Regions from separate parts of the Homo sapiens genome. Here all the other regions are linked to region 1. The links are chromatin loops, found by intact Hi-C in ENCODE. Cell type or tissue: heart right ventricle. All regions are shown on one strand. Each heading gives the region's core, and the rest is flanking DNA. Links, peaks and the distances in the headings are about the cores only. Region 1 holds the start of PPARG (peroxisome proliferator activated receptor gamma). Region 2 has its middle 21 kb from the start of TSEN2. Region 3 overlaps SYN2 (synapsin II). Region 4 has its middle 4.1 kb from the start of TSEN2. Region 5 overlaps SYN2 (synapsin II). Region 6 overlaps SYN2 (synapsin II).

Region 1 (5,208 bases), core at 561-4,560:
ATGTCATAGGAATTTAGAAATATTGCAATTTAAAGCATAATCTAGAATTTTTTTAAAAGTAGTTCTGAAACATACAAAAAAATGAACATTTAGGAAACTAGTCCTTCAAAGAAAATATTATATTTTATCATTAAAAATATCAATCGCAAAAATATTTTCAAAGCACTTAAGTTCAATAAAGAATATGAGGCCGGTGGACATTTTAGTTTTAATTTTAAAAAGAAATTATATTCTTTTTAATGTAAAGAAATGAGAAAACGACATCCAAAAAGTCTTCAGCCTGGGATTCTACAAAACTTTATACCTCACTGATGCCATGGTTTTACAGCAGTTATTGTTTAAGAACTAGAAACAAACTTGTAAATATGAAAAAAGTTTTTGATTTTAAAAAAAACCATCATTAGTGTTTCTCTTTTCCTTCAAGTGAGTTTTAAAAGACTGAGATGGCCACCAGTTGATTCAAAGATCTCTTAAGACATAATTATTAGCAAGTTAACTATCAAATATCATATAATTTAAATCAGGGAGAAAAATTATGTGAAGTACACAAGAAGACAAAAATGGACAGTTTTGTAATACACTTCACTTTTTGGCTGAGACATTACCTTTAAAGTTTCGTATATTAAAGTGAATATTCAAATACACTTTATTTGGAATCAAATAAAGTGTATTTGATTCCAAAGTGAATCTGATTGAAAATATACTACACAAAACTTACTTTAAAACTTGAACAGAATGTTTTGATATATTACTCCAAATGCTAACTGGTAGCATCTATGAGTGTCTTCTGTCAAACTCCCCTAGGAGTGAAAGGTATTTCTTTAAGAGAAAAGCCACAGTGAATGTCCATGCCAGTCCCTATACCAGAAAGGTTTTCTAAATCATCTAGCACCATCAGTTGGTTCTGTTCTCAGTCAGCAATCGATCACTTAGCAATAGACAGAAAGACTGCCATAAAATACCTGAAACCTGTCGAAGATTTGCCCAGGTCCTTTTAAAGAGTTAAGTTATTCATTGTTCTCTTAATAAATCCAGTTAACAATTTGTCTCACGAATGACAGAAACAGTTGGGGTTAAAATAATGTACTTCAAAATCAGAGGTTTTCCAGGAATAGGTATTATACAACTCAGTTTATCATTGTCTGGTTTTATATCCAAATGATAATTTACACAAATAAACTTTACATTTTGTCCCTAATCTTGCAAGGAAAAGAAGAAAAATTTTAGTTTCTTCATGGCAGACGACTATTTTTGACTTGATTTCTTTTATAACAATGACACTATTTTTACAACCGTTAGCCTATGACCCAAGTGAATTGGATTCTTCTTATAAAACAAGAGCACTGCAAAAAAAAATGATATAAGGATAATACAATAATTTTGCAAATTTCGGACCTATCACCAACACATTCCAACAAAATGCAATGAGAGTGAGCCAACTCACCTAAGGAAAGGGAATTAAGCAGAATGCAGAAATGCAGGCTTCTGGTCACCAGCAGAGGTTAAGGCCCCTTCCTTACCTACCACTGACCTTATATAAAAGCCGCAGCTCGGTTACTCCCCGTTTCTGACTCCTTACCTTAGGCTCCTCCCTAAACACCGAGGCGTAAAGTACCACGACTACACACCCACCTTCCACCAAGGGACCTGAGATTTCTGTTAACCTCTGCTGCCTCTACCCCCCTCAGTTAGGCTCCCAGGAGGAGTGGTCAGCGCCTGGCACTTGCAGGAGCCCACAAAGCAGCGACTTCGCCTTTCCAGCCCCCCGGGGTGCGGCTGGGGGTCCTGGCTGCGCGCTCCATCCGCGGAGGCACGGAGGCACCCAGTCCCCGTCCCCAGCCCCTCCGCCGGGCGTAGGGCCAGCACAACGCGTCAGGGCACAGGGCCTGGCCAGCTACAAGCGCGCCCCTCGCTGAACGGTCCCCCGGTCCCCAAGCGGCGGTCGCCCCTGGGCTCTGGACAGCGAACGGGACCTCCTCCTCAGCAGGGGTGCCGCGCGGCCTCAGGACGGACGCACGCGGATCTTCGCTTCCCCGGGTCCAGACACCCTGCTCCAAAGTTCCCCCGGAGCGGCTCCCGACGCTTGCGCACCTCCGCCGGGGACGCGGAGGTCCCCGTGTCCCCGGCTCCGCGCCCACCCGGCGCTCTCCCGAGGGGGGCTGTCCTGGAAGCCGGGACGCACCGGCTCGCGTCCACTCGAGTCGGCACCGGCCGCGGCTCTCTGTGCCCGCGCCCTCCGCCCCTAGTGCGCGCTCCGGTAGACGCGACCCTCAGCCCGGGTGCCCTCAGCCCAAGACCCCTTCACCCGGTCACCCGTGAGCCGCCCGCCCGCGACCCGTCAGTCCGGGTCCTGCCGGACCATGACCCTGCCTCAGCCCCGGACCCCTCAGCCGAGACCCCCTTCTCCCCAGCTCTCATCCGTCTGGGACCCCGTCAGTTCCCGTTTCCTCGGCCCTAGCCCCCAGACCCTCGGCCCCAGCCCTCCGCGCCCCCTCCCTGAGCACTCCCCGCCCAGCCAGCAGCCGGTTCCCGAGCGCCGCGGGCACCCGTACTCTGACCTGCGGCCACGGCGGCGTGGCGCCCCTCTCCGGTGTCCTCGAGGCCGACCCAAGCGCCCCAGGCGGCGGCTGCGGCTCGGGCTCGGGCTCCGAGTGCGCTGGGCCCCGCCTGCCCGCGGCGGAGCCGGGTCGGGCCGAGCCGGGCCCGGCGCGGGGGCGGGCGCGGGCGCCGGCTGGGGGTGGGGGTGGGGGTGGGGGTGGGGGCGGGGGCGGGGGCGGGGGCGGGGGCGGCGGCGCGCGACTGGGAGGGAGCGGCCCGGGCTCGGCCGCCGCCCGCGCACAGTAGGGCCCACGGCGGGAGCCACCGGCTTTCCCGCGTCCACTCTCTGCCCCGCGGCAGGCTACCTGGTGTCGTTTGCTCCTCGCCACCACCGCTGGGAGGCGGCCCAGAGAGGGTCCCATTTCCGAGGAGGGATCCGAAGTTTAGGGGGATGCCCCCGGCCAGGGCCGGTCTGGGGAGACCGAGGTGTGGGGCTCCCTCTCGGCCAGAGTGGCTTGCCCTTCACACGGCGATCGGCCAGGCCGTCTTCCCAAGATGTTCTTTCCAGTGACATTTTAAAAGAAAATTTAATTAAAGCATATTTCGGGTCCCTTGGTTTTCTCTTCTGATCGGTGGTGCTGCACACTTTCAGAGTTCCTTGCGTTTGTAAGTTACATGGTTATTCACAAGTCACTGACTTTTAATCATTAAAAACATTTCTTAAACTCATTAACAGAATTTCTTAAATTTCTTAGCAGTGTTTCTGACACCGAGGGACTCAGACAACATGGGTGGGGACGGAGTGGGGACGTGAGGCACGAGAAACAGTTTCTCATGTGTTGGGTAGACAGTGACCTTTTCTTTTCCTGCCACGCTGTCCATCGTGACCTGTCCAAAGTGGGTTGGCAGGTGCGCGTTCAGAAAGCCGCTGGTCTCCTGGACTTGAGGCCCCTCTTTCCCTTTTTCCAGTCTTATTTCTGGAGCATACTGTTCTGGGCCTGATCCTCTTTGGGGAGGCAGCGATGCCTGAGGCCCCCCACTTCAGGAAGCTTATGGACTGTATGCTGGGGTGCTCTGCATTTCTTCCTAGCTTCATTGTGGTTATTGCCCCTCTGGTACAGAAGGTCCTCGTTTGTGGTTGAAGCAAAGTTTTGCGAGGATGGGTATCACAAGGGAAAATATTCAGCGCTTAAATCAACATAATCATGTCCTTCCTCCACAGCCCCTAAGATAAGAAGCTGAGAGCCACGGATCTTACAGGGACTGACCACTGAAAGACCATTTATTGGCCTGTGATTTAGGTAGTCAGGTTGACCCGGATCCACAGTCTCCACTCAGGCGGAAGTGCTCCGTGCGTCCTACTTCTTGTTAATTCCAGAGTTCCAATCTGCTTTTTTTTTTTCTTTCTTCCTTTCTTTTCTTTCTTTCTTCCATGAGACAGGGTGTTGCTGTGTCGCCCAGGCTGGAGTGCTGTGGCGCAATCACGGCTCACTTCAGCCTCGACTTCCCGGGCTCAAGGAATCCTCCCACCCCAGGCTCCCAAGTAGCTGGGACTACAGGTGCACACCACCATGCCTGGCTAATTTTTTTTTTTAATTTTAATTGTTTAGTAGAGACTGTGTCTTGACATGTTGCCTAGACTAGTCTGAAACTCCTGGGCTCAAGTGATCCTCCTGCCTCAGCTTTCCAAAGTGCTGGGATTATAGGCACCAGCCACTGCGCCTAGCCTGCTTTTTAAAATCACAGCTTTATTGAGGAATAATTAATATAATCTAAAATGTAAATACCATAGAAGTAAAATGTACAATTCAGGCCGGGTATGGCAGCTCACGCCTGTAATCCCAGCACTTTGGGAGGCCGAGGCAGGTGGATCACTTGAGGCCGGGAGTTCAAGACCAGCCTGGCCAACATGGTGAAACTCCATCTCTACTAAGAAATACAAAAATTAGCTGGGCGTGGTGGCACGTGCCTGTAATCTCAGCTACTCGGGGGGCTGAGGCAGTAGAATCGCTTGACCCTGGGAGGCAGAGGTTACAAGCCGAGATTGCGCCACTGCACTTCAGCCCCAGAGCAAGACTCCATCTCAAAAATAAATAAATAAAATGTACAGTTCAATGAGTTTTAGTTTATTGACAGAGTTGTGCCATCATCACCAAATCTACCCTTAGAACATTTTCATCACTCCAAAAAGGAACCCCCTCTCCATTAACAGTCATTCCACCAACTCTAGATAGAGATATTCTTTCTCTATAGATTTACCTATTCTGGACAATTCATATAAATAGAATCATAGAATATGAAGTCCTTTGTGACTTTCTTCTTTCACTTAGCATAGTATTTGTGAGGCTCATCCATGTTATAGCTTATATTAATATTTCATTCCTTTTTATGGTCAATATTCCATTATACACATATACCACATTTTGTTTATTCATCCCATGAATTGATGAATATTTAGGTTGTTTCTACTTTTATGGGCTATTATGAATAATGCTGCTGTGAGCATTCATGTACAAGGTTACTTGTGGACATATATTTTTATTTCTCTTGAGTATATACCTAGGGACAGAACTGCAGGATCATAAGGTAACTCGGTGTTTTTGAGGAACTGCCAGTCTGTTTTCCAAAGTGGGCACACCATTTTACAATCCCACCAGCAATGTGTCAGGG
Region 2 (5,208 bases), core at 748-4,747, 170 kb before region 1:
GCATCAGCTGGCGTTAGTGCACCAGTCACTTTTAGAGTCTATTTGGTAGAAAAACACGTTACTATGGCGAAACTCCGTCTACAAAAAAACACAAAAATTAGCCGGGCGTGGTGGCGTGAGCCTGTAGTTCCAGCTACTCGGGAGGATGAAGTGGGAGGATCACTTGAGCCCTGGGGGGTTGAGGCTACAGTGAGCCGTGATGGTGCCACTGCAGTCCAGCCTGGGCGACAGAACAAAACCTTGTCTCAAAAAAAAAAAAAAAAAAGAAAGAAAGGAAAAAAACAAGTTATTGAAGCTTGAAGGCAAAGTCGGCTCCCTTGAAGGCACTTGGTTGTAAATGCGGGCACCATCAGAAATTCCTTTAACAGCAACTTACATAGTCACCACTTTGGAGGGGGTAATTTCCTAATGTGGTGAGGACGTTTTAAATGCGGGCACCATCAGAGATTCCTTCAACAGCAAAAACTCACACAGGCATCATTTTGAGGACAGCGATTTCTTAAACGTGCTGAGGATGTTTTAAATGCTTATAGTAAAATACTCAGAAATGGACTGAAGGCAAACACCAGAGACAGAGAAATCACAGAGGCCAGTGTCTTCCAGTTTCTATGGCTCTTTGACAGGCATGATCTGGTCTAATCTTGGAAGGTTAGTTACTTTCCCACTTTACAGATAAGCAGGCAGCGGCCAAGGGAGCTCTACAGATGTAGGAGAGACACCAAGACATGGGCTCCCTGCCTGCAGCAATTTCCCCAGCTCTGCATGCCTTGCCTGGGTTTTGAAGGAGATTGTGGCTGCCAAAGAATGTTTGGTACTAAAGAAGATTTTAAAGAAAAAATGGAAGAGATTTTGTCATTGCCCATCCTGCAGGTAAAGACAAGTCAGAAGAGGTCAGCCAGTGCTTGGTGCACAGACACACCCTCCTGCCCTTTCTCCAGGCCAGGAAGCTGAGATGCCCCGGGCTGAGCAGTGGGGACTTCTGAGAAAGCAGGCACAATTCCTAGCCTATCAAGCTTGTGGTCCAGAGCAGGAGGCAGATATAGAAAGAAGTAAACAGGCCGGGCCCCGTGGCTCACGCCTGTAATCCCAACACTTTGGGATGCCAAGGCAGGTGGATCACTTGAACCCAGGAATTTGAGACCAGCCTGGGTAACATGATAAAACTCCATCTCTACTACAAATACAAAAAGTTAGCTGTTATGACAGAGAGGTAGACAGGGCACTATGAAGCCCATAGGAGAAAGCAACCCTTTGGAGGATGGTTTAGGGTTTTCTTTACAGAAAAAGGGACATTTGAGTTGGGCCTTGAAGGATGAATAGAAGTACACTGGAAGACAACAGAAGGAACAATCTACAAGTCAGAAGAGCATGTGTGAGGCACCAAAATGTAAAACCATGGCAGGTACAGGAAGATGTGGGTCCTTGAATGATCTGGAGCATGGTGTGGAAGACAGAAATAGTGGGAGGAAACTTGGTGAACTCAGTAGAGGCCAAACCCCAAGGAACCTTAAGGGCCAAGCTAAGGAGTTTGGGCCCAACCCATTGAAGCATTTGGAGCAGGGGAGTGACCTGATCAGAGTATGTTCTTGAGAAAATATCTTGGCCACCACAAGCAGAATGGATAGAGACAGAAAAGCTGGGTACAATTATGTGAGGCCCTTAGTCAGTGCCAGGCATGGCCCATGGACCTGTGATGTGCCAGCACTGTGCCAGGGACCTGGGATTGGAAGTTGGCTGGCAGCACTTCCAAAGGAAGCTAGAATCCACCTGTTGCACCACTGATGACCTCTTCCCAGTGCCACTCAGCTCAATCCCCAGCAAGCAGAAAGTAGACATTGACCTTACTCCCCTTTCAGGGCAGATTCCAGGATACCACATATCACTCTGATTCCAGGATGGGAAAATGGCCAGTGCTCAGCTGAGATTGCAGTGGCCACAGTAATCCAGGCACCACCTCCTTGATTCACAAATCTCTCACAACTCAGTGTCCTAAGTCCGGTTGACAACCCAGTTCCCCTTATAGCCACAAAATGCTTCGGGAGGTGGGCAGCCTAGAGCTGGTTAGACCCCTTGCTTTTTCAGAGGAGGAAATTGAGGTACAGAGAGGTGCCCAGGCTTGCCCAAGCTCTCAGGATTAAGAAATGGTGGATCTGGCAGGGCACGGTGGCTCATGCCTGTTATCCCAGCACTTTGGGAGGCCGAGGCAGGCGGATCACGGGGTCAGGAGTTTGAGACCATCCTGGCTAACACGGTGAAACCCTGTCTCTATTAAAAAATACAAAAAATTAGCCGGGCGTGGTGGTGGGCGCCTGTAGTCCCAGCAACTCGGGAGGCTGAGGCAGGAGAATGACGTGAACCCGGGAGGCGGAGCTTGCAGTGAGCGGAGATCGCGCTACTGCACTCCAGCCTGGGAGGCAGAGCGAGACTCCATCTCAAAAAAAAAAAAAAAAAAAAAGGAAACGGTGGATCTGTGGGTTCTCAAATCATCATTCCAGGTTGCTTCTCACGAAGGGTCAGAAAAATGAACACTGTGACACATGCTATACATACATTTTCTTACGTCAGTTCTTATGACTACTCCCATTTTGGAAGTGAGGAAACTGAGGCTCTAAGTAAGATTACATGCCGTAAAAGGCCTGACTATCTGATGCCTGCAGATGCACCAGTTTGCCTCCCAAATCTGAAAACAGACTTGGATCAAAATTTCTTTGTCCACTGGCAGCAGTCGAGCCTGCTTTGCTAAGTAAGAGCTGATGAAGACACAGGCCTCTGGAGATGGCAATATTTTCCTCACTGACATGGCAAATGACTTGCAAAACACTATGGCATTAAGAGAGGTTTTTGCAACAGAACTATTGTGACAAGGCAAAGAGACCACAATGCTCTGGGACTTCTCTTTTAAAAAAAATCATTTTTTTCTCTTTTTGACAAATAATTCAGATCCTAGGCCAGCATCAGAGCAGCCAAGGGAAGTTGCCCCTCCCCCTGGCGGCACCCACTTCCTCCCAGGCCCAGGAGAGAGGGGCCGTGCTGGTACTGCTATCTCCCTGGCGGCTGCTCTCTGAGCCGGCCCCAGGTACCGGGGGTTTGTTTTATGGATGGGTCTGTCGTGAGTCAATATGATAATGTTTCCTGTGAGAACTTTATTTCCCTGCATTGTTTGCAAAGTCTGTGTGTGTCTGAGCACGTACTCCTAATCTGTGGAGTTTGCTGTGCCCTGGTGTGCAGGACACCCCTGGGGGTGGGGAGCAGGGACCTCAGGAGGCCAGACACAGGTTGTCCCCAGCCCCGGTGGTGGCAGGGAGAGGAGGGGTGACTCCCTGCTCAGGCCTTGCCTCCAGCCTGTGCTGGGCTGCTGGCTCTCCTCCTGTTGAAGCCACTTAAATCAGTCCTCTCCAGCTGGGAAGGACTCATCGTGGGCCCCATGCCACACCAGCTGTGTGCACCCATGGCCCCTGGGGCCATCTTGGAAGCTTCTATTCAGGAAGGTCAGGAGAGGCCCCTTTCAGCCCCTTGACTTGCAGATGGAGAAATCCAGAGGTTACATGACTTGTCTAAGCTGAAACACCCAGGCCGGAGGTAACAGGAAGACAAGGTGTTTGGAGCCAGCTGGTCCTGGGCTCAAATTCTGACTTTGCCATTTATTACTGGGCAAGTCTCTTGGGCAGTCTCAGTTGCTTCAACGGCCAAATGGGCTCAAAATACTCACCTCATAGACCAGCTGTGATGATCTGATCAGAATACAGACACACAGCACATGCCACAGAAGGTGCTTGGGGAGTATTCATTCTTTCTCCATTCACCCAGGTTGGAATGCAATGGTGCGATCTCAGCTCACTGTAACCCCTGCCTCCTGGGTTCAAGCGATTCTCCCACCTCAGCCTCCCGAGTAGCTGGGACTACAGACGCGGGCCACCATGCCCAGCTAATTTTTATATTTTTAGTAGAGATGGGTTTTCACCCTGTTAGCCAGGCTGGTCTCGAACTCCTGACCTCAGATGATCCGCCCACCTCGCCCTCCTAGAGTGCTAGGATTACAGGCGTGAGCCACCTCGCCTGGCCTTCTCATTTTCTCTTAAATAAGGACTGAGGCTGGTATATACAGGCAAATGCTACACGACAAATGCCATTAAATGCCATTAGGTCTGTAGAGCCATCCACATACCTCACCCAGAACAGTCCTTTTTGGGGACCATTTAATCAAAGCTACTAGGCTCCTGAAGTTTCCCAAACAAAAAGGAAATCACCCTGGCATTAAGAGATGGCTATCAGTATTAGTCAGTAGCTTGGCTGAGAGTTTTAAAAGAAGCAAGAAAAAAAGAAGAAACTTTGTCACTCCCGTTCTCTGTGGCTTCCAAGCCCACTGCTCACTTTCTTCTCTGCCCCCTGCCCCCGCCTGTGTGTCATACTCAGGGCTGGCCCCGCACTCCTGGCTCTGACCTTACCTGGCTTTGTGGCATCTCTTTTTGTTATTTCTTTTGACTCTCATTTACATCTTTCACTGGTATGGAACTTTCCAGCGGGTAGAGGACATTGATTGTTTTGATTTGCCCAGCATTTATCTTCCCTTCTTCTAAAATCAGAGCCCAGTTTTGGTTTTGAGACCCCCCGCAACACTCCCTTCATGAGATGCAGTCTTTCTAAGACTGTTAATAGGAGCGCCCAATGATTTTTGGCCAAGGGAGGGCATCTGACCCAAGCCAAGCCAATCAGAAGCCCTTCTCCTGGAACCTGAATCTTGAAGGGAATAACACAAGTACCCAACACAGTTAGAGCCACATCATCCCATGGAGGTTTCCTAAAGAAATGAGCTGGGTCTGCAGCTCCCATCCTGGGAGCTGCTTTTGACTCTCCCTTACCACAGTATGACTGGCGAGCCCCTTCCCTCGTACCTTCTGAATAAATTGTTTGCCTTGCAGTTACAGTTGGTGTCTGTTGCTTGCAACCAGAGCATCCTAAGTCATACACAGTGTACATACATAAATGCATAGATAGCTTCCTTTTCAACTTGTATCAAGGGCAGGGACTGAGCCATTTATTCATTTTCTCATTCATTGATCAACAAACCGTTCCAAATAACCTACTCTGTGCCGGTTATGTGCTGGAAGTTGGGAGTGCCGAAATGAACCATAGTCCCTGCTCCAAGAAGCCCAAGTCTACCCTTATAAAAAACGTGGCACTTCTTCCTTCAGCCCTTCATTCACTCAT
Region 3 (5,208 bases), core at 781-4,780, 94 kb after region 1:
AGACCAGTGGGCAAGCACAAGTGTGTGTGTCTAACTGTATTAATATCCAAGCAAGATAGAAAGCAAGTTCTCAGAGTATCTGGGTGTTGAATAAGAGGTGGATAAATCAGAGAGAATGACTAGTTGCATTATTTTTCTACATGTTTACAATCAACAGGCTTAAAGTCCAAGGAAACTTGTACCACAGGAGGAAAAGTACCACTCAAGTGTGAGCCCACAGTTCAGACACTCAGAAGTCACCTACGATGAGGGATAGCTTCATGGGGCTATTGTGAGAATTCCACAAAATGACAGATGAATCAGTGTTTGTAAACTGTAAAGTGCCTTTAAACTGCAAGGTGCTACATAAACTGTAAAATACAAATGTAAGGAATAATGTTATGATTATTTGAGGAGAAAACATTATTCTAAATGTAGCCTGTAACCTGCAAATTAGACAGTAATAAATTGTTTATTTTCCACAAACAACAGAATTTGCTTGTTGGAATGCAACTTCTCTTTCAAACCTGATAACCTTGATGGGTCTATACATTTATTTCAGAGAGAAACTATTCAAAATGGATCTGAGACCCCTTTCTGGGATTAATTTACTTCAGAACTAGTTTGTAAGCCACAGAACGTTATCTCATTAACTTATAGTCACATTGCATTTTGGACTGTATATATTATCTAGCTTAATCACTAGATTTGACTCCAAAAGAATTAAATTTGTTTATATCAAAATTTACTCCCTAAAGCAACGATTCTTGATATTTTATGTGTGTTGAGGGCCTGCCGAAATGCACAATACATGCATGAGAATACCTGGATTCCAGGTAAAGAATTCCTGATCTTCCAAGAGTTACAGAAATTCAAATAATGTACTACAGATCTGAAGGCAATTATGTTCTGAACATAAGCAGCAGCCTTGTAGGAATAAATAATCTCCCAAAGGAATTGCTTTGAAGGGAACCATACCATTGTAGGAATGATGGTATGGTCTCAGTGTTTAAAAAAGCATCCATTGTGATCACCTGGGGTTTGCGTTGTTATTTCTGTAGCTGCAGTTTTTACTTTGTGTGCATGTGTGTACGTATGTATGTGTCTGCCGTGTGTTTACTGCTATTGGAATGCCTTGGCACAGCACAGGCCTCCCCAAGTGTCCACCCTCAGCTCAGTTTAGCTAATACAACTAAAAGGAGCCATAGCCCTAGGAAAAGACATTGGATGGGCTGAAATTGCCCTAGAGGTTCCCCTGGTTGCAGGAGCAGGAGAAAGGCATGTTTGGCATTCGTTTGGCTGCTCCTGGAGGAGTCCTGGGGAAAGGGGGTTTGGGACTTACTCATACAGGTTTTCTATGTGACAGAGATGGTTTCTTGTGATCTCGCATGCTAACCACTGTTAGGAACAGACTCTATCAGCTTGTTTAATTCTTAAGACAACCTCCTTGGAAAGGTAGCATTGTTCTCATTTTATAGATGAGAAAATTTGAGACACAGAAAAGTTAAACTACATAATCAATTAGCTAATAACTAGCAGAGCCTGGATTTAAACTCAATTTGATTCCAAAACCCAGGCTCTTTCCACTAGCCAACACTATCTCTTCCCTTTGCCTCCTGGCCTCTGTGAAATGATTCCATAAGTCTCTCTCACCCTGGAGGGCCCCCAAATATGAAACCCATTTCATTTATTTCAGGAAAGGCAATGTTCCCAGTGGCCCACCAGACACTTAGTGTTGAGACTCATTTGCTTCTATTACTAACTCCCTTTGTAACCTTGGCAAACTCCTTAAGTTGCCTGGGCCTTGATGCAACTAGATGCAACTTCCAGCTGTAAAACTCAGTGACTGAATTCTGTGCACCCAGCCCAGTCCCGGCAGGTGGCGTGCCTCCTGTCCTGTGGGCTGTGCACAGCTCACCTCCAGGGTGCGGTCTTCTCTGAGCTCCTGAGCTAGAAGCTTGCCCCACTGCAACAGCATATGCTGCTTGTGGTCCATTTTACACTTGCCTGGCTCATCTTATTCATTCTCCTTTCATATCTTACCTGAACTCATCTGCATTCCTCATATATTTTATTTAACTCCTACACAGTATTCCAATTTATGAATAAACCATATATTTTAATTCCCCACGAGAGGTGGTTATTTCCAGTCTTTGCACAAAGAGTGCTGTGACCAATATTCTTTTACTTGGTTTCTTATGTACATGTGCAAGAGATTCTCTAGAGTAAATGTTCAGAAATGGAATTGCTGAGTCATAGGGTTTACGCATGATTGCCAAATTGTTCCCTGAAATGGCAGTACCAACATGCACCCCCATTAGCAACGTGTAAGACTTCCTTCTGCTTCTCATATCCTCACCAATACCTATCAAGCTTATTTTTTTTTTCCAAACTAACATTTTGACTGCATTTGACTTAATGCATTACATTTTCTTCTTTATATTTACACATCTTCCCTACTGGGCTATAAACTTTGTAAGGGCCGAATCCTTGCTTAATTCATTTTTATATTCCTCTCATAAAATTTATGGCGCTAAATAAAATAAGGGGTTGTGAACAAATCAATAAAATACAGAATTAATTTATCTTGACCCAAGATGATGATGAGTTCCATGTGGGCAGGGATGAGGCTTTCTACCTTTACTAATCTGGGGTGAAGACATAGGTAGGGAATCCCCATAAACTGCAGAGGTGGTTGCACAGTGGTCAAAGCTGGCCTACAGACAAGGCTTCAAGATCTGTAGAAGACTGCAACCAATCTTTCAGAGATCTTAGCTGTAGATAATTTTTATCACAGTATTCACTGAATATTTATTGATGGTTGTTGAATAGCCAACTTCCCAGTCTCTGGGGCTGTCTTTTTTAAGTAGCAAGAAGGCTGTTTCTGAATGGAACTTCCCCACCCCCAGCCCCACCCCATTACTAAGGGCTGGAGAGAATCCATATGTCCTTCAGACCAGGGTGCTGCCTGACCTATGGTAAATGCCTCTCCTTTTTGTCACTGCAGCATTTCCAGGCTGACTCATTTTCTAAATAAGCCACTTGTGGTTTTTGGTCTGACATCACATGTGGAAGAATGAGTAATTTTTTAAGAACCAGAATTATATTCTATCAGAATAAGAAACATTGTGTATGTTACTCATGGTTTTAGGACAAGGGGTCAACACTGGTCACAGATGTCCTAACTTTCTCCCAGTCCTTCTTTCCCTGGGGTCAGGGGATGGAGAGAGAATGTAAAGAGGTGGATATGCTGTAAATTTTTGTGTGCACCTCTTATCACACTGTGTAAAATTTAATACAATTGTCTTGTTGACTTTGCTAGATTAAATAAAAGTAATATGGCAAAGTAGCTCAGGCCATGAGTTCTGCTGCTGCACTGCTTAGGTTGGTTCAAATCCCAGCTCTGCCACTTGCCCAGCTGAGTGACCCTGAGTGAGTTATTGACCTTGATGTGCCTCCATTTCTCATTTATAAAATAATAACAGCACCTACCATATAGGCTTATTATAAGGAACACATAAGTTGATGAGCATTAAGTATTTAGAATAGTGCCTGACTATGGAAGTGTCAGCAAATATTCCTATGAATCCATCACAATGTTTATGTTTATCGTAAGTGCTCAATAAATGTTTTGACTAAATGAATGACTTCTCTTAAAACATATTTGGAATCGGGGATAGAAGCAATGGCTAGTGGCAGACTCTTGGTTTGTGAAGGGGGTCAGAGTATGCTACCTCAAAATATGCCACTTTGGCATATTGTTTATGTTGAGCTGAAGGCAACAGAACAACAACAGATGCAGGAAAGGTTTTCCGACTTCCCCCTTCCTGTCTGAAGCAGGACTAAAACTTCTTGTGGGAAGGGTGCCTCTCCCCCAGAAGGAAGAAGGGAACAAACATTCTTATCACCAGAGACAGGGAGTTGACACTGAGATGAATCTCCACAGACAAAACCTTACTAAAACTTGTAACCCTTCTCTCCCATTAGTTTCTCCCATATATTTCCTACTTTCCCACAATTTACTGGCTGACTAGCCCAGACGCCTTTGTTTTGTCATATCGTCACAATTTATCATTCTTTGTTTAAAATGGTATACAAGTTTTGGGCTTAACAGCTTGGGTCTTCATTTTCCTTATGAAGATTCCCACGTACGCATAAAAATATTAAATAAAATGTGTATACGTTTGTCCTGTTCATCTGTCTTATGTATGCTTAATTTTCAGGCCCAGCCACAGAACGTTAAGAGGACATCTGCCTCCCCTACAGCTGGAAACAGAAGGAACTCTAAAGGTCAATTGCCTTGCGCCCAGGTACCCCACGCATTGGTTTGGTTGGTTTGTTCCTTAGTTATGTGTGTTGTGGGAGGAGGGCTCTCACCCCCCAGGGGTCACTCAATGGGAGGTTCTACTTCCTGTTTTCTAAGTGTAAGAAGAGGGTACGGTGCTCAATCCTTGAACTGTGAAAACAGAGAATGAGTAAGAAAGGAGACCCTGGTTCTCGGAGAAATTCATTCTCTGACCTTGCAGCATCTACTGCCCGTGAAGAGAAGTTAAGATAGTGGCATTTGGAGGAGGTTATCTTGTTGAGTTAGTAGGATGGGTGTCATGTGTAGGAAATTATCTAGATACTTATTAACATTCAGATATTAACATTTTAATATATGGATTTTTTATTGGTGCAGATGTAGTGTTTATCTTCACAGCATCCGTGGTCTTTGGGAAAATATACTTGAGTATCAGGGAGTCATGAAGCAGCCAGAGTGAAATCCCTCAGAGCCCACCCTCAATTGCAGGCCTCTTTAGGATGCCTTCGTTGAGATCTGTGGGAGCCTGGTTGTCAGAGCAGGTTGGTCCAGCCTCATTGGCACCACCATGTGGGCCTCAGCTGAGGAGCTTGATGATAGACCAGGCAAGTGAGTCTAAATTGACTCCTCCGGGAGCAAGGGTTCTGTGCTTATTTGAAAGGTTACAAAGTCCGTAATATAGGTAGAAACGCTGAGTTGCTGAAGGAAGGCTAGGTGTCTTGGAGGAGACAGATTCACTGGGGAGGTGCGAGGAGGCCCAGAAGTGGTATGTAAAGGACAGACACATTCTCAAACACTTGCAAACACATGTACACCTGCAGTCACACACACAAACTGACACAAACAGCTTCACACACCTAGATTTTTCACTCCCTACACTCAAGCACACACACACACACACCCCTCATGGACACTCTCTCAGCCTA
Region 4 (5,208 bases), core at 769-4,768, 190 kb before region 1:
TTGCAAAAGAAAGGGAGAAAATTGGCAAGAGTCACAGGATATGGTAACAGGATGGATTGGGCAGGGGAGAGACAGCTGAAGAGAGGCTGTAATATCCGACCAGAACATGCCAATTTAAGAAATACTGGTTTTAGAATTAGAGGGCTTTAACAATGAAAGGGATTCAGAGGTTGTCCAGTTAAACTTCCTTATTTAACTGATAAGAAAACAGTTCCAGTGGCACTGTGAGTTGTCAGAGATAACCGAGCAGGTCTGAGGTGGGGCTGAGACTAGAGCCAGGTCTCTTAAATCCCATCCCAGCTCGTGGAAGGATTTGGGGTTTGCTGATAATGGGATCTCAAATTCCCCTCCCAAAAACATAAAAAAAGAAATTAAAAAAAGAAAAAAAATCTGTAAATTTTAAAAAAGAAAGAAATTTTCCCCAAGACTTTCTCAAGTGCATTTTAAACCCTTTGATATGGTTATTTTCAAACATACAACACAAAAGTAGAGAAAACAGTCCAATAAATCATCACTTCTGGCCGGGCACGGTGGCTCATGCCTGTAATCCCAGCACTTTGGGAGGCTGAGGCGGGTGGATCACCTGAGGTTGGGAGTTCGAGACCAGCCTGACCAACATGGAGAAACCCCATCTCTACTAAAAATACAAAATTAGCTGGACATGGTGGTGCATGCCTATAATCCCAGCTACCCTGGAGGCTGAGGCAAGAGAATTGCTTGAACCGGGGAGGTGGAGGTTGTGGTGAGTCGGGATTGCACCATTGCCCTCCAGCCTAGGCAACAAGAGTAAAAACTCTGTCTCAAAAATAAAAAATCGCTTCTACAACCTTCAACCTTTGGTATCTCATTTCTTTTGCATTCTCGATATACACACTTTTATCTCCTTGCTGGAGTATTTTAAAACAATCCCAGACATGATATAACTTCATCCATGATATTTCAGTAGGTATCTCTAATAGATAAGGACTTAATTTTATTACAATACATCTGCATCTACATATATATATATATATATACGCAGACACACACACACACACACACATATATCAACTGTGTAGTTCATTCTCATTATTTGAGGTAATTCTGTTCTATAAAGTTGCCACAAACACTGAATTAGTAAATACTGAACCATGTTTCCAGGAGAAATACAAGATACAAGGTTAGGTGTCTGTGAGTCTCTGGTCACAGCATTTTCATCAACTGGTCAATATATAACCTCACTTCATGTGTTTCTGTTTAAAGACACCTTACATATGTTGATTCATCAACACTGAACTCGCAGCCAACAGCACTATAACTCCTGCCTAAAGGAGGCTTATCTAACACACCTATTCTCTCCAATAAGGCACATTTCTTGGGTGGGGAACACCAGACAGCACTTCAGCACTCCACTTGGGGCCATTTTAAACAGTTAAATCACCAACAAAAAGCACAAAAATGTGAAAAACATGGCACAAACTAGAGCTCAAAAAAGCATACTTATTTATGGTATGAGAGCTGAAACAAGAAGGCAGAGTCTCCTTGTTCACCTGCAGCTGGGAATGTGCACACTGTGTGACTCAAATTTTTTGGTATTCTGTGCATGCACACATCTGCAGATGACTGTGACAGTGAAGTATTGATTGTGATGTTACCAATAAGTTTTAGCAACTAGGTGAGTTTGTAAATACAGAATCCAAGAGTAGGGAGGATGGACTATATCAACATATCCCCAGTATCACTAGCACATCTAACACAATGAACAGTTATCGGTGAAATGTGCCCAGAACCTCCAAGTAATATTTGGGATATACTTAAGAAAAAAGTTTATCTGAAATTCAAGTTAATCTGGGTGCCTCACATTTTATCTGGCCACCCTAGTGACAATTTATTGGGCACTTACTATGTGCCAGCCACTTTTGCATCCATGATCTTATTTAATTCTCATAACAGGGCTGTGAGATTGGTGTTCTTACCTCTCTTCTGCAGCCAAGGTTACCGCACATGCCCATGGTGTCATTGCTAGGAAGTAGTGAAGGCCAGATGAGGATACGGATCTACGGGGCTTATGCTCTTTTAATCTGTCATGCTGGATACAGGAGGGCAATGCATTAACAAAACATGACAGGCCGGGCGCGGTGACTTATGCCTGTAATCCCAGAACTCTGGGAGGCCGAGGTGGGTTGATCACCTGAGGGTGGGAGTTCAAGACCAGCCTGGCCAACATGGCAAAACCCCGTCTCTACTAAAAAAAATATATAAAAATTAGCTGGGCATGGTGATGCGCCTGTAATCCCAGCTATTCGGGAAGCTGAGACAGGAGAATCACTCGAACCCAGGAGGCAGAGGTTACAGTGAGCGGAGATTGCGCCACTACACTCCAGCCTGGGCGACAGAGTGATACTGTCTCAAAAAAAAAAAAAAAAAAAAAACAAAGAAACAAAACAAACAAAAACCACACAACATTCAGTACTGAAATATAAAAAATAACCAACAGTAAGTGTCGGTTGGAGGTCAGGGAAGACCAGGATGGGTTTAAGAGCCTGGGAGGCTTCCAGGAAGAGGTGGCATATGAGCTGCCCCTGGAAGGGAGGTTAGCCTTAGGAGGAGGAGAGGAGGAGGGCAGGTGGCTGCCTAGGGCACAGGGCAGGCCCATGTGCAAGGCTGGAATGGGCCTTGGTTCCGGAGCCAGGGAGGAGCTGGGCCTGGCCGGGGCAGGAGGTTGGAGCTGTGATAAGGTCCGATAGGTAGGGTGGGGACCGATTGTGGAGGCGCTTAAATTCCAGGCTTGGCTTTTGGACTTTACCCTGCAGACAATGGGGAGCCACCAACGTTTCTGAGCAGGGCAGGGCAGCCCCAGCTGTCGCCCCATTGTTTTTCTGAAATAGCGTTGAACCCTGTAGTATTTCAGACAGTCCACCAGATGGAGACATTTCAGCAAATTTAAACCACCTAGTGTCTGAAGGACACTGCTTTACCGAGGTGAAAACAAACACAGGGACCCTACTAAGCTCTAACTTTTTACTCAGCATCCTCAACAGAAAATGCAAGGGCTGTGAAAAAAAAAAATCAAATCAGAGACATAGTCCAGCTTCACTCTGCTGGTGAGAGAAAGCCTCCGCTAATTTCACCATGTTGAAAGAGAGATTGAGCCTCAGCAGCTCTTTGAGGTCACTGATATTATCCCATTTACAGATGAGGAAGCTGAGATTCTGCAGCGTACATTAATGCCATTATTTACCAGACTAACACCAGGCCAGGCTGTGGGATAGAGTTGACACTGTGTGTGAAGGGACGGGCTGGTCAAGTCCCCAAGGCATTGCCTTGCTGTGTGGGCTTTTAAGGGCCAAGAGTCCCTTGTGCAAAGGGTTAAGAATTACCTGAGATCCAGAAAGATCTGTAGCACTGATGATGAGAGCTACCTGGATTCCTACCATCTGCACTAATCCAGGTGTTTTTTTTAAGGTAGACCCACTTAATTCTCTCCAGCAACCTGGTGAGTTAATGATCATCATACTCTTTTTATAGGTAGGAAAACAGATTCAGAGAGGTGAGATGAGTTGCCCAAGGTCACACAGGGAGTAAACATCAGAGCAGGAGGCAGGCTCGGTGGCTCAGGCCTGTAATCCCAGAACTTTGGGAGGCTGAGGTGGGTGGATCACCTGAGGTCAAGAGTTCAAGACCAGCCTGGCCAAAATGGTGAAACCCCATCTCTACTAAAAATATAAAAATTAGCCGTGTGTAGTGGTGCGTGCCTGTAATCCCAGCTACTTGGGAGGCTGAGGCAGGAGAATCACTTTAACCTGGGAGGTGGAGGTTGCAATGAGCTGAGATCTTGCTACTGCACTCCAGCCTGGGTGACAGAGTGAGACTCTGTCTCAAAAAAAAAAAAAAAAACAAACAAAACAACAAAACAAAACAAAAACATCAGAGGGTGGACTAGATTTCATACTCCTACTCCTGCCCTGTTTCTTCCCATGAACAATCAAACAAACTCTACTTCTGTGTAAATTTCCTAGAGAAACTTAGGCATCTGTGGCCAAAGAAATAAATACAAAGATTTTTATTAAAGCATTATGGTTTTTTTTTTAAAAGGAGACAACTTTTAGCCCGGCATGGGGGTGAATGCCTGTGGTCCCAGCTACTCAGGAGGCTGAGGCAGGAGGATGGTTTGAGGCCAGGAGTTCAAGGCTGCAGTGAGCCATGATCACTCCACTGCACTCCAGCCTGGGTGACAGAACAAGACCTTGTCTCGAAAAAAGAAAAAGAAAAAAAAAGACAACGTAAATGTTCATCCCTAGAGAAGTGGATACGTAAAACGTGGTATAAAATGTTCACACAGTGGAGTGCTATGTAGCAATGCAGCAGCTGAAAGGAGTGAGCAAATTCTTTTTTTTTTTTTTGGGGACAGGATCTGGCTCTGTCACCCAGGCTGGAATGCGATGGAGTGATCACAGCTTGCTGCAGCCTTAAACTCTTGGCCTCAAGCCATCCTCCTGTCTCAGCCTCCTGGGTAGCTGGAACTACATGCCTGTGCCACCACACCTAGCTAATTTTAAAAAATTTTGTAGAGACAGGATCTCACTATGTTGCCCAGGCTGGAGCTCTTTTATAGACAGTATATATTAACATAGGTAGATTTCAAAAACATAACATTTGTTGATAAAGGCAAGATGTACACCAATGTGAATCATATGATACCATTTATGTAAATTAAGACATAAATCAATATCAAATGCTAAATATATGGATAGGTATGTTAAAATATTGGAAAATAATGAGAAGGATATACACCAAATTCATTAGTTATCTGTGGGACTTGGGTAGTAGATAAAGGGACTTCAGCTTTGTCTCTATTGTGTTATTTCCTAAAAAGAAAAAAAAATTAGAAGCAAATATGGGTGGTGGGATTATAGGTGATTGTTAAATGATTGTTGTATTAATTTGTATATTTTAATATTTGTGCAAAAAGATGCTTCAAGCAAACAAATAAGTACAAAGCTAGGAAACAACAAAACCAAAGTAATTTTGCTATTTAAGATCAACAGTTTGAAGATGGAGGTAGCCAGTACTGCGGGAGGGCCTCGAGGAGGCTGGGGAAGGAGGTCAGGAGCCCACAAGTGCTGACCCTGCAAAGCTCAGGCCTGGGCTTTGTTGCTGTGGCAATGTGGCGTGGTAGGGTCCCATTCGTCAGCATTTCCAAGGTAAGAACCCAGTCCCGGCATTCCA
Region 5 (5,208 bases), core at 606-4,605, 150 kb after region 1:
GTGCTACAATGGCTTACATTTAAAAATATATCCACAGGATGAATAATTTATGACAGAAGTGCTGGTACAAGGAACAGACACAGTTACGGTTTTTACTAATATTCCCAAACTGTCCCCCACCCAAGAAAAAGATGATACCACTCTTACCAGCATTTGAAAGTCTGGGAAAACTACTCTACTTCCCTTAGTTTTCCCACACAGTCCCTTGCATAAGATAGGAACAGATAAGATGCCCAGTACGGACTTTTTTTTTTTTTTTTTTGAGACAGGATCTTGCTCTGTTGCGCGGGCTAGAGTGCAGTGGTGCAATCATAGCTCACTGTAGCCTCGACTGCCTGAGCTCCAGTGATCCTCCTGCCTCAGCCTCCAGAGTAACTGGAACTACAGGCACATGCCACCACGCCAGGCTAATTTTTAAATTTTTTTTGTACAGACAAGGTTTCACTATGTTGTCCAGGCTGTTCTTGAACCCCTGGGCTCAAGCAATCCTCCTGCCTTGGACTCTGAAAGTGCTGGGATGATAGGAGTGAGTCACCATGCCCCACCAATATGAACTTTCTGATTGGCAGTCTTGTCACATAAATCTAAATTCATCCCCTTGTGCTCAATCCTAAACAGAACCCAACATGTACATCCTTGAAACACAGACTAAAAATATCTGTAGTGCCTGTGTTGTCAATTTCCCCCTATTGTAACATTTTTCTTAACAAGCCTAGCAGCTGAGGATCTATGTAAGTTTAATGGCTTGCAGCTTCCTTGATGGACCAGGTAATGAACCATCTCCCCTTATTGCTAAAATGAGCAGAAGCTTCTAGATTTAACTCTTGTTACTCAAGGAAGTGAATACCTTCATCAATTCCCATCCACCTAACAACTAGGGCTTGTGAGGCTGAGGAATATGATTTCAGAGACTTCTCTCCTAACGCCCCCACAAAACTTGGCCCAACCCAGGCAAGCCTAGCTTAAATACGCCCTCTTTTATGCATTGGATAATGGAGAAAGAGTTCTAGAAATAGAAGCCAGGGAAGCTAGGTTCAGGCCTACTTCTACCACTTTTCAGCTGTGTGACTTTGGGCAAATAATGCGTCTCTGAGTCTTAGTTGTGTCATTTATAAAATAGGGCTAATGGTGATCTTAATAGTGAACACCTGTGATGTACTAGGCACTATTCTAAGTGTTTTATGTATTTTACCTCATTTAATAATGTTTGGCTCACAGGTGGTTGTGAAGATTTAATGAAATCAGATGACATGAAAGTTTTGGAAATGCTGAAATTTATGCAAATATGAAGCACTGTTAGCAAAAAGCAGCAAACATTTATGCTATTTTAATATGACTACAGCCAACATGGCTTCTTCCTTTTCTGAACTTTCATCACATTTATTGTCTGCTCATGATATTTGGCTCACAGCATCATCATCTGATACCACCTTTCAAAGTCGGTTGTCTAATAATCAGACACTGCTCCCCCACCTACGCCTCAGACCACTAGATTATGTAACAATGCTTCAGAGCAGGGATGATCCATATGTGAGTCTTGGATTTTTCAGAAAATTTTTGATTTTAAATACTGATTATGTCTTATTGTTTGATTATATGCTCTAGGCCTGTACAAATATAATCATTATATCCATAAATTTCCAAATCCTTCACAGAGCTGTGACTTAGTGGCCTCACAATCAGGACTTGCTTATTGACTGGGATGTTAGGAGTGGTGGTTTGGGCTGGACCACTGGAGAAAACCAGAAGACAGCACCCTCAGGACAGAGCCTATTTCTGCAGGCCCTGCCATCTTCTTCTCACATGTGTCAATCCTGAGGGTCAAGTTCTTTCCTTCCTCTCCTCCTCCACATGAAAATCTGTTTTCAATCTCTGTCTATATTGGAGCTAATGGACCTGAAAGAGCCTAGAGTATAAATCCTCCCAGGATGACTGGAATTTGCATAAGGATCAAATCTCAGGCTAGAAGATGACAGCACTGAAGATGGATTCACATACTCCAGAAGGCATTTAGGGAGGAAAAGACTTCCCAGAGCTCTGTAAACAGTCCAGCACCTAGTAAATATCTAGCACTGGTCTAGACATTTACCTTTAACAAGGTGCTAGTTTCTAGCTCTTACTGACTCTGACTCAGGCCTTGTTCTTTCAACCAAACATCTGAAGGCTTCAAGAAGTTAGAAAATAAACTAGAAATAGTAGGAGATTCCTATTTCCCCACCTACACTGTTAGGGTAAAAATCATGCCTTCCTGTCCTGGTGCAAGTTTGTGAGCGCCGGCCGCCACCCACTGGCAAGATGAGTACTGCAGCTGATTGCAGTCACAGCTCACCACTCACTGCACTGGCTGAATAGCCACAGACTCTACTGGCACAGGGGTATCCCTCCAGCTGCTTATTTGCTGCTCTGAAAAACCATACCCAAACATTAACTGTCTCTTCTAACAAGTATGCATCCACTTCCCTCCCTCAAAGAAGCTGGATAGCTGGCTTTTGCAACTTGTAGAAAGAAACGCCGTGGTTTGTCACTAAATTCAGCAAAAATTTACTGAGCATCCAGTGGTAGGTGCTGGAACTATAAAAATTGGCAACCATTAGTGATAACAAAGTACAGAAAGCAGAGTCTACAAAAGGACGCCAATATCTACATGGGGGTCACTGCTAAGTTCCCACTCAACTCTTCAGATTTACATCTAGCACTCACATTTCTACCTTTTAATCTTTTCCTTTAAAAAAAAATTTAAGCACACAACTAAAACAATAATAAAAGTTTCATATAGTCCAGGAGGATGTACAGTGGAAAGCAAGTTTCCTCTACCTCATAAGTCAGTGGAGAGACAGAAACAAAAATAAAAGATTATAATTCAGGGTATCAACTGCAGTAGACATACAAGCACAGCATTATGGGAACCCAAAGGAGGGAGCCATTCTCCCTGCCTGGAGAAGTCCATGAATGCTCCAAAGAGACTGAACTGAGTCTTAAAGAATGAGTAGGAATTAGCCACATAGGAAGGAAGATGCAGAATTGAAATGTAAGGGCAAACGCACAGAAGCTTGGGTGAGGCTCTGGGCACTACAGGGGCCCAGCACACTGCTGGCTGAACAGTGAAGACCAGAGGTTCCCAAGGCAGGGAAGTGGCAGAGCAAAGGGCTTTAAATGTCAGGTGGAGTCTCTGGAACTTGAGGGCTAATCTCCAAATGATTTTTTACAACTTTTCACTGCAGAAATATCCACAATAATCATCAACATTTTACCAATCTTTTTCATCTATTACCCTCACTGTTTTTGTTGTTGAGACTACGGTTTGAGTATTTTAAAGTAAGTCCCAAACATCATGTCATTTATCCTGTCAATTTTTAAGCATTCTGTTAATGACTGTTATTTTTATGATTTACAGTGGCAAAACAGACATAACAACATTTTCCATTTTAACCACTTTTACGTATACACTTCAATGGTATTCACAATGTCGTGCAACCACCACCACTATCTATTTTTCAAAACTTTTCATCATCCCAAACAAAAACTCTGTAGCCAATAAGCAATAAGTGCCCATTCCCCTCTCCCCTCAGTCCCAGGTAATCTCTAATCTACTTCATCTGTATTAATTTGCCAATATTCTAGGATAATGACTTTTAAAATATAAGTGCCATGCCATTGTCTCACCAAACAAAATTAATTTTATTAACATCTTTACTGAGTCTGTATTCAAGTTTTCCCAACTGTCTCAGAAAATACTGAAAGATTTTAAGCAGAGAGATCATACAGTCAGATATGCCTAAGATCTGAGAGGCTGCTTTCTCTGGAATGTGGAGAAGACTGAAGGGAATGAATCAGTGCTTAAGATCATTTCAGAAGCCAGTGTAGTAATTAGACTTCAGAATTTTCTATTTTACTGGCACTTGGCAGGCCAATACCTATTGCACAGCATTCACCTGACAATTCAATTAATCACTTGATTGATTAGGTCTAGGAGCTTAGTAGCTAGCTGGGAAATGACAACGACATTTAAAAAATCAGATTTAATGAAATGACATAACACTTTATAGAACTCCCACTGTAGATGTTCTGGAACAGAGACATAAATAAGACCTCAAACAGTCAGGCTTTACATTGAAGGGGTTCTCAACTCAAATTTGGATTTGTTATCTAATTTATGGACCATAAAACTTTCAGTACCTGGAGAAATTTCTGTTATGGATCATTGGTTTGGTTCAGAATAAGAAACAAAGAACAGGAAGACATGAATACTTTCCCAGATAAAGGCAACATTCTGTGGCTGGTCCTTGATATTAATTCACTGATTAAATTGTTATATCAAATGCTCTGCAAGTAAGGCACTTCTTAGATAGAGAGCAAGCTGCATGGTGTCTTAGTTAACATTCATATAAATGATGTGGAAGAGAGTGCATGGGGAAATTGCCAAGGTTACAGATGGCATTCAGCTCTTCCAGGGATTAAAATGCCAAGATGATTAGGGGTAAACTGAAAGAAGATGTGGACGTGGGCAGAAAAGTGGCAGAGGAGTTTTAATGTGCCTAAGTGTAAGAAAACACATTCAGGGGAAATAATCTTATCAGAGGATCATGAACTGGAATGCTCAACTACAATCTGGTAAAGGAACCTGGAATGACAGAAAATTGTTTCCTGAAGACAGTCCTGTGAGCTGTAACAGGCAAAAACCAAAAAGATAGAATGAAAGGTAAAAAAATGTTAGTTATCACTAGAAAGCTTATGGAAACCCAACATAAAGGGCTACTCATGCCCTAACCCCATCTTGTACAAGCTGTAATGCTTTCCTATTTATGATACAGCATATTAGGTCCACTTATCTGGACAAAAGTGACATGATGAAAGTAGAAATGGTCCAGAGAAAAACAGAACAAAATGAAATGACTCTGATTTTAGTAAAGCTAAAATAATGAGTCGTCTTCAGTCTGTAAAGATACAAAGGCAACACATGGGTGTGGAGGAGGAGGGAAAGAAAAAACAAACACTGAGTGACCCTACACAAATCAAATCACTCATCTCAGATCACCCAAATTAATCCTCACAATATGCCTCTTACAAGAATGTCATCTTAATGTTACTGGTTTTATAGAAAAATGAGGCTCAGATGAATTAACTGACTTGCTTAAAGGTAGCAGTTAGAAGGTGGCAGAGCTAGTCAAATTAAATTCCAACTCTTTTGATGATCAAGTTTAGAGACCA
Region 6 (5,208 bases), core at 837-4,836, 110 kb after region 1:
CTTAGCAGCTGTGTGACCTTGGGCAAGGCAGTTGCCTTCTCTTTGCTGATATGTGAAACAAAGATACATTTGCCAGCCCAAGACATCTTAAATAAGGATTGTTAGGCTTAAACTAAAGAGTGTGCTTTGTAAACTGTAAAGTGTTAGGCAATGTAAGTGAGCATCCTACTACTATTTAAAAAATAAATATCAATCCAAAGGAAGGGAGGTCTAATGTTAGAATTTCGTGCATCAGTGGAGAAGATATTGTTGTGTGGTTTCCTGTCACCTGATGCATAGCAGTTTCATGTGCAGGGAATTCTGGTCTGGGTTATACCATGCCTTCTGTATATTGCTTAGTTCCAGCAAGGTCCTTGCAGAAATGGTAAATATTAGCTCTTGAGATGATTGGAAAGGAAATCACTGGCCTGTGACAGAAACCAAGCCCATGGATGAGGGTTTGTGGGTTTTTGTCAAAGGTAACTTTAAAATGCCATCCTGTGGCTTTCGGCAGACAAGCTGGAGAAAGGAGCTCCTGAAGTCCCAGCAGGATGGAAAGCTGAGGAAGGAAAGACATTGAGTGACTCAACACTTGTGAGCTGTTGGCCTGAGACCAGCTGCCCCAACCAAGGAGGAAGGCCTGTGCTTGCTCAGCATATCTGAGACAGGAAATTGGGAAAGGGTCCCAGGGTCTGGCCCCAGGAAAGAGGCCAGGCCAAGCTCCTTGCCGGACACGCCACAGAACTATTCTGATCAGCTCCCCCAGGCCCCGCTCCCTGGTCTAGGACCCCAGGGAGAATGAGGCAGCGGGAAAGAATGTGGTCAGGAGGTTGTAGGTTTAGTCGGTGCAAAGGGGACCGCATGTTTTGAGGCACCTTGGGATCTTTCTGGGCTTGCCCCTGCAGTCACCAGCGCCCACCTTCCTTCCTCCAAAAGGTTCTAAAAGGTGCCCAGGGATGAGCCGCTTCTCCTTCCCTCCTGGGGGGAGTTGCTTCTCTGCTTGCAGAGCTCATCTCCTGGAGTGGGGCCCTCCCATAACCTAGAACCCAAGAAATATCCCATGGGGGCAGTCCCTGAGTCTTCTGGGGGCACTGAGGGGCAGGTCACTCAAGGTCAGAATGTCAGCTTCAAATGATTAAAGATGTCCCTGAAAAGTTAAGACAGTCCCAGAATAGTTAGTTTCTCTTAATAGTCTGTTAAGGGATCTAGTCACTAGTGGCTTTATCTGAACCTGCCCCAAATCTCCTCACATTCTCAGCTTATACTCACTGGGGAAGAAATTTGCTAAAGCCATTCCTGCTGTGGGAAGCAGGAAGGCCTTTCATTTGTCCTAAATTTACCTCTTCTGAGCTCAAGTGAAGCCCTGTTAGTCCCATGCCGGGGATCAGAGACCCCTCCCTAACTGGACAGCCCTTTAGACTCCACTTCTCAGAGTGAAGAAACCCCTTCTTAGGCTTGGTCTTCTTGCACTCAGGAGACCTCATATTTTAGAACACGGGTGGCTAATCTTTTGGCTTTCATGGGCCACACTGGGAGAAGAACTGTCTTGGGCCACACATACACTAACACTAACAATGGCTGATAAGCTAAAAAAATTGCAAAATATCTCATAATGTTTTAAGGAAGTTTATGAATTTGTGTTGGGACGCATTCAAAGCCATCCTGGGCTGCAGGTTAGACAAGCTTGTTTCAGAGCCTTTGTGGCTGGAAAAACCTAGCTGGAAATGTGTTCTGTTTCTCTTCATACCAGAGAACCAGTACAAAAAAGGACTGGTAGAATGTCCCACCAGACACCAGAGGTTATTCAGCCTCAGTCCTTCAATTCTGAATTCTCATCACAGCCTTTTCCAGGTCCCATGGCTGCACACAGTCTGGATCTCAGCATGTCAGGCTTGGAAGGAGATTTTATAAGTTACCTGCTCCAACAGCCCCAGTCCCCAGCCCTCCCCTTTCACCATGTGCCTTACAAGCTGCTCATCCTGCTCCTGCTTGAACATCAGCAACAATGTGGCAGCCGCATGCCGTTTCTGAGTGTTAGAGAGTTTACTCCCTACACTGGGTCAAAACCTGTCTGCTAACAGATTTGCCTTTTGGAATCAGTTCTACTCCATGGCGGCATCAGAGAGCTAAAGATATTAATTAATGCACTCATTGAGATGTCTGCTATTCAACTGCAATTCCTTTAACTTTTACTCATAACATAGATTTGCCAAATGCCTCAACCTCCTGGTTTCTCTCCTCTGAGCACATTCTGATCGGAGTTAGAGTTTGTCCTTGTTATACTGTGACCCTCAGACTGGAAACATTTCAGATGTGCTCTGATCAGCTCAGGGTAGGAGAAGAGGTTCATTTTCATTCTGGACACCAAATGTATATGAATGCTTCCAAAGAATAAGTCTTAGAATCATTCCCCATGGGTCTAACCCACCAGCCAAACGGGAAGCCAGCTCTGTGGCATAAATGAGGGGCACTGAAGAGAGACCAGTTCCCACCTCAGCCCGTCAGTGTCTGAAATTCCTGCATGAGCAATTCAGCCTTCTGGCTCTGGAGAATTTTACAGGAAAATAAAAAGAGTGGAACCAGTATAATGAGAAATGAAAAAAACATTAGCCACATGAAGGAGAGGACCAGATGCCATCTTTACTGGCATGGCCTGAAAGCTCTGTCCCCCTGAAGTTCTCTCCCTGTTTCCTGGGAGTCTGAGGAGCAGCCCACACCTCATCAGAGCCCTAGGATGCAAGGCCCAGCTCAGATCCTAGACAAGAGACCCCTAAAGTCAGTGAATGTGTAGGAGGGGTGGTGGGAAGGCAGTGGTACAGGGAAGAGACTCTGCAGGTATAGAGCCTGGAGGCTTTGGCCATGAGTGACCACCAGGTGTCACTGCCACCTCGAGAACAGTCTCCCTAAAGCATTTCAGAGTCCATGTACAGAGGGTCAGTTGCTGCTGCTGACCCTCACAGCAGCCCGCAAGCTGGCAGTCTGTCCAGGCCTGAGGCCAAGCTGTCATCAACCAGATCAGGCTTTACCACTCACCTCCCTGCTCTTGGTGACATGGCCAGTGCTTCTTATGCCCCTTCCTCTATTCCTTTGAAATGTGTACTGCAGCTGGCTTGGGCCCACCACCATGTCTTTGCTCTTTGCGTTCTATAATTAATCCATCCCAGGCTAGAGGTAAGGTGTGCCCTCTAATCACCATCCTCACCCCAAGCCCCAGCTCCCTGTCCCCATTTTAGGTGTTCCTCTAGAATCAAATAAATGAAAGCACTCATGGTGGAGCTAAGGACAACGATAGAGAAGGAGAAACAGAGAAGGGTAGACAAGTGGCTAGCCACAGGTCTGTCCTGGTCTTGGTCTAGAATTCTGGGCAGGAGCAGCTCCTAGGGCTTATGACTCAGACCAGAAGCTCTTTCAGCCTGAGCTTCCACAGCCACAGAAGAAAGAGGCCAGCAAGAGGTGCCTGTGAGGAATGGTGACAATGCCTGTGAGCAAGTCAGTGACAACACCTAAGGGCTGAGCTGGCTATGCAAAGTCCTGGCTTGGATGCAGGTAATGTTCCTCGGTTCACATCCTTTCCACTTGCACACTGCCAAGATCATCCAAAGGATCCTGACATCAATCCAATAGGCTGATAGGGCTATTAAAGATGCCTCTTCCAAATGGTGAACTCACTCAACAAATATGTATTACAATGGCACATCAAAGGGAGTGGGGCAGGAGTGGTTTGCTTGGTGGGAAGAGTATTTTATCAATGTCATTTGTATAGAATTGCTATCATATGTTGATAATAAAAAGCAGGCCAACTTAGTTTTGCTATTTTAAAAATTTTCTATAGCCAACTGATTGCACCTGGGCAAACCACTCTCACCTGTCTCCCCTTGGTACACCCTTGATGTATTTAAATGGCTACTAGGTGCTAGATACAGTGGCCCTAGAGATATAGCCATAAACAAGTCTGTACTCTTGAGAACCTTACATTTTAGTAGAACAGACAATTAAATAGACAAGAATAATCTCAACTGATAGTGAGTGCTATGCAGAAAATTAAAGAAGGGAGAGGTGGTAGCCAGTGAGTAGGTGGCAGCTTTGGATTGGATAGTTGAGGAAGTATCAGTTATACTGTTAAGGAAAAGTCAGTTATGGCTGGGCGCGGTGGCTCATGCCTGTAATCCCAACATTTTGGGAGGCCAAGGTGGGCGGATCATGAGGTCAGGAGATCGAGACCATCTTGGCCAACATGGTGAAATCCCGTCTCTACTAAAATACAAAAAATTAGCCGGGCGTGGTGGCGCGTGCCTGTAATCCCAGCTATTCGGGAAGCTGAGGCAGGGGAATCGCTTGAACCCGGGAGGCGGTGGTGGCAGTGAGCTGAGATGCACCACCACACTCCAGCCTGGTGACAGAGCAAGACTCTGTCTCAAAAAAAATGCAAAACTAAGAAGAAAGAGCATTTCAGAGAGAGAGCACAGCCTAATACAAAGGCCCTTACCAGTGTGGCTAGGGCACAGTGAGCAACAGTTAGGATAGTACAAGGGAAAGAGGCAGGTAGGGGCCTACATAAATTGCTAGGGAAAAACAATGTTGGGGGGACAGGACTAAGGGGAAAAACTAGAGTTCTGCTTTGGCTGTGTTATATTTAGGGTGCCTTTAAGATATGCAAAGTAAGGATGTCAAGCAAGAGTTAGAAATGTGAGTCTGGAGTTTGAAGGGGTGGTCAGGGCAGGAGATAGATACAGGCTGGCCAAGACCACCAACAAATGTACGTTGACCAAGTTCTGGGGCACTGATGTTTAGACACTCAGCAGAAGTGGAAGAATCAGCAAAGGAGGCCAAGAAGGGGAAGCCAATGATGTAGAATGAAAACCAAGCGATGGGCGGGGGGGCCTCAGGGGCCTAGAAAATAGTGTTTAGAGGAGGGAGTAGTCAGCTGTGTCAAATGCTACTGAAAAGTCTGTAAGATAAGAACAAAAGTGACCACTGGACTCAGTGACATGGAGATGACTTTTTCTTTTTGAGACACAGTCCTGCTCTGTCACCCAGGTGCACTGGTACGATCTCGGCTCACTGCAACCTCTGCTTCCCGGGTTCAGGTGATTCTCCTGCCTCGGCCTCCCAAGTAGCTGGGATTACAGACACCTGCCACCATGCCCAGCTAATTTTTGTATTTTTAGTAGAGACGGGGTTTCACCATATTGGCCAGGCTGGTCTCGAACTCCTGACCTCGTGATCTAC

What was found. Hi-C counts contacts between places; a loop is a spot of excess contacts. Peaks named below come from ENCODE experiments on the same cell type or tissue, not always from the same donor. Only the 100,000 strongest peaks of a DNase experiment are listed, where the experiment ranks them.
Region 2: a loop joins it to region 1, with 3 times the contacts of the local background. A loop is called at or near these places in 27 of 110 quality-filtered maps.
Region 3: it touches region 1 in a loop (2.5-fold over the local background); 15 of 110 quality-filtered maps call a loop at or near these places.
Region 4: it touches region 1 in a loop (6-fold over the local background); 52 of 110 quality-filtered maps call a loop at or near these places.
Region 5: it touches region 1 in a loop (4-fold over the local background); 25 of 110 quality-filtered maps call a loop at or near these places.
Region 6: a loop joins it to region 1, with 2.4 times the contacts of the local background. A loop is called at or near these places in 8 of 110 quality-filtered maps.

What each region holds. Positions count from the first base shown.
Region 1 is chr3:12,285,371-12,290,578 of GRCh38, reverse strand. PPARG (peroxisome proliferator activated receptor gamma) reads right to left here and starts at 1,509. Exons shown (of 8, transcript NM_138711.6): 1 at 1,445-1,509. RefSeq lists an enhancer at 2,948-3,526. In heart right ventricle, for the core only: CTCF peaks have their summits at 2,592 and 2,948; DNase peaks (open chromatin) are centred at 1,973, 2,123, 2,248, 2,951 and 1 weaker place; H3K4me3 peaks cover 3,017 bases; H3K27ac peaks cover 3,332 bases.
Region 2 is chr3:12,460,477-12,465,684 of GRCh38, reverse strand. No RefSeq gene overlaps it. Among named protein-coding and RNA genes, the nearest start is that of TSEN2, 21 kb to the left of the region's middle. In heart right ventricle, for the core only: no CTCF peak of the experiment used is centred there; no DNase peak of the experiment used is centred there; H3K27ac peaks cover 921 bases.
Region 3 is chr3:12,191,449-12,196,656 of GRCh38, reverse strand. It overlaps SYN2 (synapsin II), which reads right to left. Exons shown (of 13, transcript NM_133625.6): 13 at 4,625-5,208. Among named protein-coding and RNA genes, the nearest start is that of TIMP4, 35 kb to the right of the region's middle. RefSeq lists an enhancer at 1,767-1,816. In heart right ventricle, for the core only: no CTCF peak of the experiment used is centred there; a DNase peak (open chromatin) is centred at 2,903.
Region 4 is chr3:12,477,732-12,482,939 of GRCh38, reverse strand. It overlaps a transcript of TSEN2 not described here. Among named protein-coding and RNA genes, the nearest start is that of TSEN2, 4.1 kb to the left of the region's middle. In heart right ventricle, for the core only: CTCF peaks have their summits at 2,695 and 2,897 (motif pointing right); a DNase peak (open chromatin) is centred at 2,744; H3K27ac peaks cover 697 bases.
Region 5 is chr3:12,132,302-12,137,509 of GRCh38, reverse strand. The region is part of intron 1 of SYN2 (synapsin II); the gene reads right to left. Among named protein-coding and RNA genes, the nearest start is that of TIMP4, 24 kb to the left of the region's middle. RefSeq lists a silencer at 2,127-2,421. In heart right ventricle, for the core only: CTCF peaks have their summits at 2,090 and 2,296 (motif pointing left); a DNase peak (open chromatin) is centred at 2,289.
Region 6 is chr3:12,173,689-12,178,896 of GRCh38, reverse strand. All of the region lies in intron 10 of SYN2 (synapsin II), which reads right to left. Among named protein-coding and RNA genes, the nearest start is that of TIMP4, 17 kb to the right of the region's middle. RefSeq lists an enhancer at 1-746 and a silencer at 2,800-2,879. In heart right ventricle, for the core only: CTCF peaks have their summits at 2,631 and 2,835 (motif pointing right); a DNase peak (open chromatin) is centred at 2,856; H3K27ac peaks cover 928 bases.